Linked DNA regions of Homo sapiens: region 1 is linked to region 2. A link is a loop called in an ENCODE intact Hi-C map of the cell type or tissue named here. Cell type or tissue: mammary epithelial cell. All regions are shown on one strand. Links, peaks and the distances in the headings refer to the core of each region. The heading gives the core; the rest is flanking DNA.

Evidence for each region. A loop is a pair of places that touch in the nucleus more often than their neighbours do. Peaks named below come from ENCODE experiments on the same cell type or tissue, not always from the same donor. Only the 100,000 strongest peaks of a DNase experiment are listed, where the experiment ranks them.
Region 1: a loop joins it to region 2, with 13 times the contacts of the local background. A loop is called at or near these places in 1 of 110 quality-filtered maps.

Annotation. Positions count from the first base shown.
Region 1 is chr1:159,538,176-159,546,389 of GRCh38, reverse strand. No RefSeq gene overlaps it. Among named protein-coding and RNA genes, the nearest start is that of OR10J5, 6.3 kb to the right of the region's middle. In mammary epithelial cell, for the core only: no CTCF peak of the experiment used is centred there; no DNase peak of the experiment used is centred there.
Region 2 is chr1:159,174,787-159,179,786 of GRCh38, reverse strand. All of the region lies in intron 1 of CADM3 (cell adhesion molecule 3), which reads right to left. It also overlaps the pseudogene RNA5SP60. Among named protein-coding and RNA genes, the nearest start is that of CADM3, 5.7 kb to the right of the region's middle. In mammary epithelial cell, for the core only: no CTCF peak of the experiment used is centred there; a DNase peak (open chromatin) is centred at 2,326; H3K27me3 peaks cover 102 bases.

The DNA.
Region 1 (8,214 bases), core at 1,552-6,551, 370 kb before region 2:
TCTCTGGTGAGCTGGTGCAAGCTGCCTCCAGCTTGGGTATAGGCTTTATGAAAGAAAGAGAAGTGAGAAGCAGGGTTGTTGTGAGATGATTTCATGAAGATGCTAGGCAATGAGCTGAGTCTTGAAATACTCCTAAGAAACAATTTTTAAACATTAAAAATAGATCTAATTTGGTGATTTAAAAATTCTGTATTTAAGCGAAGAATAAGAATATAATTTCATTTGGGGGTTTTATGTTAAGAAAGTACTGAGAGTGATGAGGATGTGCTTCCAAGCACAGAGGACTTGGAATCTGGGTGGGCAACAGGGAGTGGAGGTCAGCCCAGGCAAGAAGAAAAATATGAACACAGGCACAGCTTTGACAAGGGGTATTGGAATGTTCCTAGACCCTGGGAAGGTTGGCTTTTTTTTTTTTTTTTTTTGCAGTGGAGGAGATAGTGAAGATGGCAGATTGGCTGTGTAAGAATAGTCTGATAGTGCAGGGCCTTATCAGCCCAGCAGAGTTGTGCTTACCAGACCAGATAAGTGATATATGATTAGTATATTAGAACTTAGAGACAATCTTGTTTAAGCTTCTTATTTTGCATTTGAGGCCATGGAGACATATTTGCCCCAGACCACATGTTTTGACATTGACAGACTCCAGATCAGGTTCCAGATTTCCCAAGTCCCAGTCAATTCCAATGTTTCTTCCATCATAATAAGCCCACCTAAAGGATGGTAAGTCTAGTAGCAACAGATTCCTAGGGATAAAATCTTATTCATGCCCAAATGAATTAACTTTGATGAAGTATAATGCAGTATGATACAATATAATATTACATGACATAATATAATACAATGCAATACAATTAAAATATAACGTAACAAAGTTTACCGTTTTTTTGGTATACATTTTTGAGAGTTTTGACAAATTTATGCACCTGTATTATCACCTTCACAATCAATAACATTTTTTTTACCCCAGTAAGTTCCCTTGTGTTCTTTTTTGGCAATTCCCCAGCAATTCTGGCAACCACTTTTTTTGTCAGTATAAATTAGATTTGTATTTCTAGAGTATCATATAAATAGAATCATACAGTATTAACTCTTTTGTTTCTGACTTGATTCAACATACTGTTTTAAAGATTCAGCCATATTGCTGTTAGTATTAGAAATTTGTTCCTCTTATTGCTGAGCAGTGTTTCATTATATGGATGCATTATTTCTTGGACAATTGGGTTATTTGCAGTTTTTTGACATTCAGGAAGAAAGCTGAGAGGGCCATTTACACTTACCTGTCTCTATGTGGACACATGTTTTCATTCCTATTGTGTCAACATGTAGAAAAAATTACTGAGTCATGGAGTAAGTACATATTTAACTTTATAAAAAACTGCCAAATTGTTCTCCAACTTGATGATTCTATTTTACATTTCCACCAGCAATGTTTAAGCTTCAACTTCTTTACTTACTTGCCAAAATTCTTTGTTGTTAGGCTTTTAAATGTCAGCCATTCAAATGGGCATGCAGTGGTATCTCATTGTGGTTTTATTTTACAAGTTTTTAATGGCTAATGATGTTGAGCATTCTTTCCTGTGCTTACTGACCATTTCTATATCTTATTTTTGTGAAATGTCTCTTCAAATATTTTGTCCATGAAAAATGTCTTATTATTGAATTATAAGAATTCTTTATATATGCTAGTTACAATTTTAGACATATGTATTGTAAATATTTACTCCTACTTGCGGTTTTCCTTTTCATTTATCTTTTCTTTCTTTCTTTTCTTTTTTTCTTTTTGATATGGTCTCACTCTGTCACCCAGGCTGGAGTGCAGTGGCACAATCTTGGCTCACTGCAACCTCCACCTCCCAGGTTCAAGTGATTCTCATGCCTCAGCCTCCTGAGTAGCTGGGATTACAGGTGTGTGCCACCAGATGAGCTAATTTTTGTATTTTTAATAGAGATGAGGTTTTGCCATGTTGCCCAGGCTGGTGTCAAACTCATGGCCTCAAGTAGTTAGATTGTCTCAGCCTCCCAAAGAGCTGGGATTACAGGTATGAGCCACTGCACCTGCCCAAGCCTTTTAATTTTTCTAGCGATGTTGTTTGAAGGTTAGAAGCTTTTGATTTGTGATTTTGTTCTTTTATGGGTTACGCTTTTTTTTTTATTATACTTTAAGTTTTAGGGTACATGTGCACAGCGTGAAGGTTTGTTACGTATGTATACATGTGCCATATTGGTGTGCTGCACCCATTAACTCATTGTTTAACATTAGGTATATCTCCAAATGCTATCCCTCACCCCTACCTGCACCCCACAACAGGCTCTGGTGTATGATGTTCCCCTTTCTGTGTCCATGCGTTCTCATTGTTCAATTCCCACCTATGAGTGAGAACATGCGGTGTTTGGTTTTTTGTCCTTGCGGTAGTTTGCTGAGAATGATGGTTTCCAACTTCATCCATGTCCCTACAAAGGACATGAACACATCATTTTTTATGGCTGCATAGTACTCCATGGTGTATATGTGCCACATTTTCTTAATCCAGTCTATCATTGTTGGACATTTGGGTTGGTTCCAAGTGTTTGCTATTGTGAATAGTGCCACAATAAACATACGTGTGCATGTGTCTTTATAGCAGCATGATTTATAATTCTTTGGGTATATACTCAGTAATGGGATGGCTGAGTCAAATGATATTTCTAGTTCTGGATCCCTGAGGAATCGCCACACTGACTTCCACAATGGTTGAACTAGTTTATAGTCCCACCAACAGTGTAAAAGTGTTCCTATTTCTCCACATCCTCTCCAGCACCTGTGGTTTCCTGACTTTTTAATGATCGCCATTCTAATTGGCATGAGATGGTATCTCATTTTGGTTTTGATTTGCATTTCTCTGATGACCAATGATGATGAGCATTTTTTCATGTGTCTGTTGGTTGCATAAATGTCTTCTTTTGAGAAGTGTCTGTTCATATCCTTTGCCCACTTATTGATGGGGTTGTTTGTTTTTTTCTTGTAAATTTGTTTGAGTTCATTGTAGATTCTGGATATTAGCCCTTTGTCAGATGAGTAGATTGCAAAAATTTTCTCCCATTCTGTAGGTTGCCTGTTCACTCTGATGGTAGTTTCTTTTGCTGTGCAGAAGCTCTTTAGTTTAATTAGACCCGATTTGTCAATTTTGGCTTTTGTTGCCATTGCTTTTGGTGTTTTAAACATGAAGTCCTTGCCCATGCCTATGTCCTGAATGGTAAAGCCTAGGTTTTCTTCTAGGGTTTTTATGGTTTTAGGTCTAACATTTAAGTCTTTAATCTATCTTGAATAAATTTTGGAATAAGGTGTAAGGAAGGGATCCAGTTTCAGTTTACTACATATGGCTAGCCAGTTTTCCCAGCACCATTTATTAAATAGGGAATCCTTTCCCCATTGCTTGTTTTTCTCAGGTTTGTCAAAGATCAGGTAGTTGTAGATGTGTGGTATTATTTCTGAGGGCTCTGTTCTGTTCCATTGGTCTATGTCTCTGTTTTGGTACCAGTACCATGCTGTTTTGGTTATTGTAGCCTTGTAGTATAGTTGAAGTCAGGTAGCGTGATGCCTCCAGCTTTGTTCTTTTGGCTTAGGATTGACTTGGCGAGCTCTTTTTTTGGTTCCATATGAACTTTAAAGTAGTTTTTTCCAATTCTGTGAAGAAAGTCATTGGTAGCTTCATGGGGATGGCATTGAATCTATAAATTACCTTGGGCAGTATGGCCATTTTCATGATATTGATTCTTCCTACCCATGAGCATGGAATATTCCTCCATTTGTTTGTATCCTCTTTTATTTCGTTGAGCAGTGGTTTGTAGTTCTACTTGAAGAGGTCCTTCACATCCCTTGTAAGTTGGATTCCTATGTATTTTATTCTCTTTGAAGAAATTGTGAATGGGAGTTCACTCATGATTTGGCTCTCTGTTTGTCTGTTATTGTTGTATAAGAATGCTTGTGATTTTTGCACATGGGTTTTGTATCCTGAGACTTTGCTGAAGTTGCCTGTCAGCTTAAACATATTTTGGGCTGAGACAATGGGGTTTTCTAGATATATGATAATGTCATCTGCAAACAGGGACAATTTGACTTCCTCTTTTCCTAATTGAATACTCTTTATTTCCTTCTCCTGCTTGATTGCCTTGGCCAGAACTCCCAACACTATGTTGAATAGGAGTGGTGAGAGAGGGCATCCCTGTCTTGTGCCAGTTTTCAAAGGGAATGCTTCCAGTTTTTGCCCATTTGGTATGATATTGGCTGTGGGTTTGTCATAGATAGCTCTTATTATTTTGAGATTTGTCCCATCAATACCTTATTGAGAGTTTGTAGCATGAAGGTTGTTGAATTTTGTCAAAGGCCTTTTCTGCATTTATTGAGGTAATCATGTGGTTTTTGTCATTGGTTCTGTTTATATGCTGGATTACATTTATTGATTTTCGTATGTTGAACCAGCCTTGCATCCCAGGGATGAAGCCCACTTGATCATAGTGGATAAGCTTTTTGATGTGCTGCTGGATTCAGTTTGCCAGTATTTTTTTGAGGATTTTTGCATTGATGTTCATCAGGGATATTGGTCTAAAATTCTCTTTTTTGTGTGTGTCTCTGCCAGGCTTTGGTATCAGGATGATGCTGGCCTCATGAAATGAGTTAGGGAGGATTCCCTCTTTTTCTATTGATTGGAATAGTTTCAGAAGGAATGGTACCAGCTCCTCCTTGTGTCTCTGGTAGAATTTGGCTGTGAATCCATCTGGTCCTGGACTTTTTTTGGTTGGTAAGCTACTAATTATTGCCTCAATTTCAGAGCCTGTTATTGGTCTATTCAGAGATTCAACTTCTTCCTGGTTTAGTCTTGGGAGGGTGTATGTGTCGAGGAATATATCCATTTCTTCTAGATTTTCTAGTTTATTTGCGTAGATGTGTTTATAGTATTCTCTCATGGTAGTTTGTATTTCTGTGGGATCAGTGGTGATGTCCCCTTGATCATTTTTTATTGCGTCTATTTGATTCTGCTCTCTTTTCTTCTTTATTAGTCTTGCTAGCAGTCTATCAATTTTGTTGATCTTTTCAAAATACCAGCTCCTGGATTCGTTGATTTTTTGAAGGTTTTTTTGTGTCTCTATTTCCTTCAATTCTGGTCTGATCTTAGTTATTTCTTGCCTTCTGCTAGCTTTTGAATGTGTTTGCTCTTGCTTTTCTAGTTCTTTTAATTGTGATGTTAGGGTGTCAATTTTAAATCTTTCCTGCTTTCTCTTGTGGGCATTTAGTGCTATAAATTTCCCTCTACACACCGCTTTGAATGTGTCCCAGAGATTCTGGTATGTGTGTCTTTGTTCTCGTTGATTTCAAAGAACATCTTTATTTCCAGCTTCATTTCATTGTGTACCCAGTAGTCATTCAGGAGCAGGGTGTTCAGTTTCCATGTAGTTGAGCGGTTTTGAGTGAGTTTCTTAATCCTGAGTTCTAGTTTGATTGCACTGCGGTCTGAGAGACAGTTTGTTATAATTTCTGTTCTTTTACATTTGCTGAGGGGTGCTTTACTTCCAACTATGTGGTCAATTTTGGAATAGGTGTGGTGTGGTGCTGAAACAAATGTATATTCTGTTGATTTGGGGTGGAGAGTTCTGTAGGTGTCTATTAGGTCCACTCGGTGCAGAGCTGAGTTCAACTCCTGGGTATCCTTGTTAACTTTCTGTCTTGTTGATCTGTCTAATGTTGACAGTGGGGTGTTAAAGTCTCCCATTATTATTGTGTGGGAGTCTAAGTGTCTTTGTAGGTCACTCAGGACTTGCTTTGTCTCTTTTGATCTTTGTTAAAGTCTGTTTTATCAGAGACTAGGATTGCAACCCCTGCCTTTTTTTGTTTTCCATTTGCTTGGTAGATCTTCCTCCATACCTTTATTATGAGCCTATGTGTGTCTCTGCATGTGAGATGGGTTTCCTGAATACAGCACACTGATGGGTCTTGACTCTTTATCCAATTTGCCAGTCTGTGTCTTTTAATTGGAGCATTTAGCCCATTTACATTTAAAGTTAATATCACTATGTGTGAATTTGATCCTGTCATTATGATGTTAGCTGGCTATTTTGCTCTTTAGTTGATGCAGTTTCTTCCTAGCCTCGATGGTCTTTACAATTTGGCATGTTTTTGCAGTGGCTGGTACTGGTTGTTCCTTTCCATGTTTAGTGCTTCCTTCAGGAGCTTTTTTTGGGCGGGCCTGGTGCTGACAAAATCTCTCAGCATTTGCTTGTCTGTAAAGTATTCTATTTCTCCTTCACTTATGAAGCTTAGTTTGGCTGGATATGAAATTCTGGGTTGAAAATTCTTTTCTTTAAGAATGTTGAATATCGGCTCCCACTCCCTTCTGGCTTGTAGAGTTTCTGCTGAGAGATCAGCTGTTAGTCTGATGGACTTCCCTTTATGGGTAACCTGACCTTTCTCTCTGGCTGCCCTTAACATTTTTTCCTTCATTTCCACTTTGGTGTATCTGACTATTATTTGTCTTGGAGTTGCTCTTCTCGAGGAGTATCTTTATGGTGTTCTCTGTATTTCCTGAATTTGAATGTTGGCCTGCCTTGCTAGATTGGGGAAGTTCTCCTGGATAATATCCTGCAGAGTGTTTTCCAACTTGATTCCATTCTCCCCGTCACTTTCAGGTACACCAATCATACGTAGATTTGGTCTTTTCACATAGTCCCACATTTCTTGGAGGCTTTGTTCATTTCTTTTTATTCTTTTTTCTCTAAACTTCTCTTCTCGCTTCGTTTCATTCATTTGATCTTCCATCACTGATACCCTTTCTTCCAGTTGATCGAATCGGCTACTGAGGCTTGTGCATTCATCACGTAGTTCTAATGCCATGGTTTTCAGGTCCATCAGGTCCTTTAAGGACTTCTCTGCATTGGTTATTCTAGTTAGTCATTCATCTAATCTTTTCAAGGTTTTTAACTTCTTTGCCATTGGTTTGAACTTCCTCCTTTAGCTCGGAGAAGTTTGATCATCTGAAGCCTTCTTCTCTCAACTCGTCAAAGTCATTCTCTGTCCAGCTTTGTTCCGTTGCTGGTGAGGAGCTGTGTTCCTTTGGAGGAGGAGAGGCACTCTGCTTTTTCGAGTTTCCAGTTTTTCTGCTGTTTTTTCCCCATCTTTGTGGTTTTATCTACCTTTGGTCTTTTATGATGGTGATGTACAGATGGGGTTTTGGTGTGGGTGTCTTTTCTGTTTGTTAGTTTTTCTTCTAACAATCAGGACACTCAGCTGCAGGTCTGTTGGAGTTTTCCAGAGGTCCACTCCAGACCCTGTTTGCCTGGGTATCAGCAGTGGAGGCTGCAGAACAGCGAATATTGGTGAACAGCAAAAGTTGCTGCCTGATCGTTCCTCTGGAAGTTTTGTCTCAGAGGAGTACCCAGCCCTGTGAGGTGGCAGTTTGCCCCTACTGGGGGGTGCCTCCCAGTTAGGCTACTCAGGGGTCAGGGACCCACTTGAGGAGGCAGTCTGTCCATTCTCAGATCTCCAGCTGCATGCTGGGAGAACCACTACTCTCTCTTCAAAGCTGTCAGACAGGGACATTTAAGCCTGCAGAGGTTTCTGCTGCCTTTTGTTTGGCTATGCCCTGCCCCCAGAGGCAGAGTCTACAGAGGCAGGCAGGCCTCCTTGAGATGCGGTGGGCTCCACCAAGTTCGAGCTTCCGGGCCGCTTTGTTTATCTACTCAAGCCTCGGTAATGGTGGGCGACCCTCCCCCAGCCTCGCTGCCACCTTGCAGTTTGATCTCAGACTGCTGTGCTAGCAATGAGCAAGGCTCCGTGGGTGTAGTACCCTCTGAGCCATGCGCAGGATATAATCTCCTGGTGTGCCATTTGCTAAGACCATCGGAAAAGCGCAGTGTTAGGGTGGGAGTCACCCGATTTTCCTGGTGCCATCTGTCACCCCTTTTCTTGGCTAGGAAAGAGAATTCCCTGACCTTTTGTACCTCCTGGGTGAGGCGATGCCTCACCCTGCTTTGGCTCATGCTCAATGCACTGCACCCACTGTCTGGCACCCACTGTCTGACAATCCCCAATGAGATGAACCTGGTACCTCAGTTGGAAATGCAGAAATCATTCATCTTCTGCATCACTCATGCTGGGAGCTGTAGACTGGAGCTGTTCCTATTCGGCCATCTTGGCTCCGACCACCGCTTTTTGTTTTATATCTAGGAAATCTTTGCTCATTT
Region 2 (5,000 bases), core at 1-5,000:
ACTGGCTTCTCATTTTATAATAACTCAAGAACTCAGCTCCAGGCTCTTCAGACTGACTGACTGCTATGCTAAGTTCCAAGTTACCTCTCATTGATATACTTACTGAAATCAGAATTGGAAGCAAAGCGCCAGGTCATAGAAGGGTAAAAGTAAAATATGAAACAAGAATCTGCATATTTCCAATAAAATCTGTTGTCAGAAGTACTAGTTCTTCATCCTACCTTGCCAGTATTTGGGAGTATATGAAGAAAGGGGAGAAATGAATAATGGCTAGCCTACAGATGAGTGCCTGAGACATCAGCCTTCATTACTTTTTCTTTTTTCTCTCTAGAGCAAGGTGATGCACCTGACCTTCTTGACCCTGAACTAGAAGTAAATGAGCCAAAGGTGCTTATAATTAGCAATCAATACACAGTTAGTGTAAGTCTAGCTGGGGAAAGGGAAAATAAATCCTTAGAGAAGACAACATTTTAGTTTGTTCTTTAAGTTATTTAGCTTTCTTATTGTTCTCTTGGAGACTTCCAAGAGAAAGAGAGAGAGAGAAGAGAATCTTGAAGAATCCCAGGGGTAAGAGTTCACATTAAAGAATGATATATGTGCTGAAAAATATGTTGAGATTTCTGTATTTGAGTCCTTTCTGAAACCTGCCTGCTCTTCATGAGAACAGGGGGCTTAGGAAGATGAGTAGATGGGAGACACTCCAGCTGTTACTATAACCCTAATTCTGTCTTGCTGAAGCCTCGCTCATAGAGATAAATCACTCTCATTACCTGTCCTTGAGGAATGAAGTTTCTCCTTGTTTCAAATGAAGAAATGAAAGAGGAGTCCTGGAAATTCATCCTGGAAGCCTGCCTCTCCAACTAGACTCTGCTGTAGGTCACTCATAAGTATTAACTATTATATTAACTCTTATCCATAAATTGACATGGGAAAATCAGCATTTAGGGGATGAGAAGCTTGTGTAGTTCTGATGCGATGTGAAGAACAGGCTGGCTAATCTAAGACTGACGGGCTGAGCACTCTCAGCTCCCTACGCCGTTTGATATCATCAGCTTATTGGAAGGTACCCTTAAAGCATAGCAGAGTAGAGTTTAAAGATGCATCTACTGAGATATGGCCAAGGACCTGTGCTCTGGGAGAAGATGGTTATATTTAAAGCCATTTAGTTTTGTACAAGGTGGTTATAAAGGTGGGGAAGTTAAGTCAAGATTTTGATATTTGTTTTCTCCTATACATGTACTAACCAGGCCTAACCCTGCTTAGCTTCCGAGATCAGACAAGAGCCGGTGCGTTCAGGACGGTATGGATGTACACTTGATACTTGCTTTCTATGCCTCTCATTTACTGGATTCCTCCATTATCTATTCTGATAACCCATTGTTATGTATTGTCTTTGCTAAGGTTGAGGGAAAAGGGTAAAAAAGCACCATGACAGGAAAGTTAGAGTTGGTTGTCATGCTCAGAGTGCTATTAAGAGGTACATGTTTATAAACTGGGTAGGATTCATTTTACATTCCACACTTATAGTGTATACAGTCAATCCTGCATATACATGGGTTCCACCTCCATAGATTCAATCAATTGCAGATTGAAAATATTTTTAAAAGCTGTGCCAGTACTAAACTTGTATAGACATTTTCCCCTGTCGTTATTGCCTAAACAATACAGTAAAACAACTATTTACATAGCATTTAGATTGTATATGGTATTATAAGTAATCTAGAGATAACGAAGTATACAGGAGAATGTGCATAGGTTATATGCAAATGCCACTCCATTTGATATCAAGGACTTGTGCATCTGCAGATTTTAGTATCTGTGGGAGGTCCTGGAACCAATCCTTCATGGATACCAAAGTACAACTGTATATTGTTATCATATAAGAGCAATACTATCTCAATCTAAAACAGAACTATATATAGTTGTATTTTTAATCTATGAATCCAGATATGACAAAACATTCAGTTCTTTTGAGGCCATTTGAGGTCACTGTAGGCCACAATTTCCTGAGCATCTTACAAAAACCTTCTAGCACTTCTTTTTTAACCTAAGAATTGCTTGCCCTTCTGTTCCCTTTCTGCAGTTGATCAGATGGCTGTGAGGACTTTCTAGATCTATATCTCAGAGTTTTGTCATGTGTTTGTGGTGGAACAGGTCGGGGAGCATAACCAAGAACCTGTGTGTTTGTGGTGGCAGGGAGGGAGATTTCAGCCCTGTTCTGGGGACTGCACTGTGGAGAATAAGGAGATTATGAAACTTGGAGGTAAAACAGGACCATGGAGAGCAACAAGAAAAGCCTGGAGTGTCACTGTCAGGGGCTAGCACCATGGAGAGCTCAAAGCACAGGTATAATAGTTTGCTCCATAAAGAACAGGGGAACTGGGATCACGGGGTAAGGCAGCCAGCTCTCAAGCACAGGAACTAAAAGAACAGACATCATGGCTTCTATTAGGATCACTCTACGCTCATCACTTGCTCTATAAGGCCTCCTGAAGTGCTTTATTTGAACCTGTCTGGTTGATACACAGTCAAGAGACTGTGCTGAAAAATGAGGACCACCACCAGACTCAGTTTGTCAACATGATCTTCTGTGATTATGTTAAATACCTAGATATTAGTGGTGATGGAGGGGCTTTTAATGTGCTACAACTTACCGTGAGTAAAATTAGGCCTATCTTCTAAAGAGGGAACAGAGAGCCTGTGCCCCCTCAGAGACAGTAGGATGCAAGAAAGTCAAAATATGTATTTTCGTCAGGTAGGGTATGAGACGTATCAGACTCAGAATGTCCCAATGTATCCAAAATTGCTGTAAGTAGTTCAGACAATCACACTAGAAGAGAGGTATGGAATCATGCCTCTTAAGAAGAGTATTGTTCTCAGGATTTAGAAGTTTCTCTGTTAGTTGAGGAATTTGATGACGGCCTTAAGGCTTAGGAAAATTTTGGTAAAGAAAGAAATGATTCTTTAGTAGTTGCTGCTTCAGTGAAGAATATGTACCTTTACTTCTTAGCATCTTAGCTTCTATTGTGTAAAAATCTCAACAGATTCATGCGTTCAAGCCTCTTGAGAGCTCGACTTCTCTGTACTAGAAGGGATGGATCTTCTTGTCATATATAACAGAATTGGACTGGGTTTTTACTTGGGTAGTTATTGGAGCCCTGGGCACCAGCTGGTTCTGACCTTGTAAAAAATCATCACTACTGCTGATCCCAGAGGCAGAAACAGGTCTCTAGCCCTGGAAACTTGTTCTTCTTCATTTTATGATGACCTGAAGTATTTATACTTAATCGGAGCAAGTTCTTAGAAACAGAATCTTTTTCTGATGGCTTGCTTCTCCAGGGTCCTTTTCTGATGGTTTGTTTCTCTCTGTCTTTTGTAAGCATTTCCATGGGGATTGCTATTCTCAGAGATTAAGGGTGGACCTCTAAAACAAGACCCCATACAGGAAACAAAATGTTCTAGTACATGGGCCTATAGTCAGTGTTAAACATGAAACATTACATTCTAACATGAAAAATAAAAGAAAATATAATTACCAAAACTTTATAATAACTTTGAATTTTTCACTCAGTAGTCAGTAAGTAGCTGGTCCAATCCACAGCTTGCTTTCAACAAGAATCTGGAACCTAGATCACCATCCTTAGGTAAAATTCCATTACTGAGAATTAGATGACAAAAAAGGGATTGTTGAGCCAGTATGCAGTTCCACTGGAGTAGGAAACAACAAAGAATAAGACTAGTCACAGCCCCAGGGGTTTTCTTTCTCTGGTGATATTTTTTCCTACCAAGTGATTTAAGGAAAATAAACTTTTGATCCTGTTTTACATATTATTTGGACTGCAAGAAAGTAGTAACATCAAGAAGTACCAAAATCAAATCTAAGAATTTACAGAGCAATGGCACAACCTCTCAGTTTGTTATTTCAAAGTAACCAGAACGCCAAAGCGATGCTGTCTCTGGAATTTTATGGCTGCAGAACTATGAGTCACTCTCTCCAAGTGAATAGTGAATATCTCCAACAAGGCACTCTTGCAATTAGATTTGGACCTTCTTTCTTCTTCAGTTGGAAGAGGAAAGAGAAAGAGCCTAAGGGTAGTAAGCTGGCTCATTCTATCAGTCTAGGACAGAGGATTTTGAACTGTGTGGTAGAACCCCAGGTAGTTCCTTAAGGATTATAAGAATGTGTAAAAGCCAGTAAGACAGGGAAAAGGGATATAGGTCTTACTTCACCATTTCAACAACAGCATTCTCCTTTGATATGTTTTCCTCATTTGTTAAAAATGTCTCACATCTTTGTTTTAAAAACAAATGAGAAAACTGCTGCCCTAGAGGAAACTATTAAAACTAACAGTGCTATCCAGATCTATGGAGAAGCTTAGAATAGAATGGCATAACTGCTGGGTAGGCAGTTGACGTTACATACATTAGGACCTACATGAAACACACTGATTCTTCATGGAATTAACTAAACTCTGCTATGCAAGTGTCTCTGTGATGGTCTTAACTTTTCTGTGCCAGAAAATGCACATGTCTAAAAGGAGAGCATATCCTTCCCAAGAGTTACAGCTGCAACTAGGAGGAGAACAGGAACAGCAACAGAACAGTTACAGCTGCAACTAGGAACAGAAACTGGATGGAGTTGATCTGCCAAACAGATCTGTGGACAGCACTAGAGTGAATGCCTGCTGGACTTCTGTGGCACATTGGGCATGATGTCCTCACTGGGCATCTGGCCAGGGGGCTGTAGAATGAATGGTAGTGGACAGAGGTCATTGAGAAGAAATAGATGTTCATGTGTGGGGCAGTGCAGTACAAGGTTAAATTGCTATAACCTTATCTGAAACAAAGAGAGGCTATCCGTCTATCTATCTTTACCCTAGGCCAAGTCACAGAGTGCTGGAAATAACTTCAGAAGGAAGAGCCCAAGAAAGCTGGTCACAGTGTTGAATATTGAGCTGCTCACCAGAGAGAGGACACATTAAGTTCACAGGACTTATGTC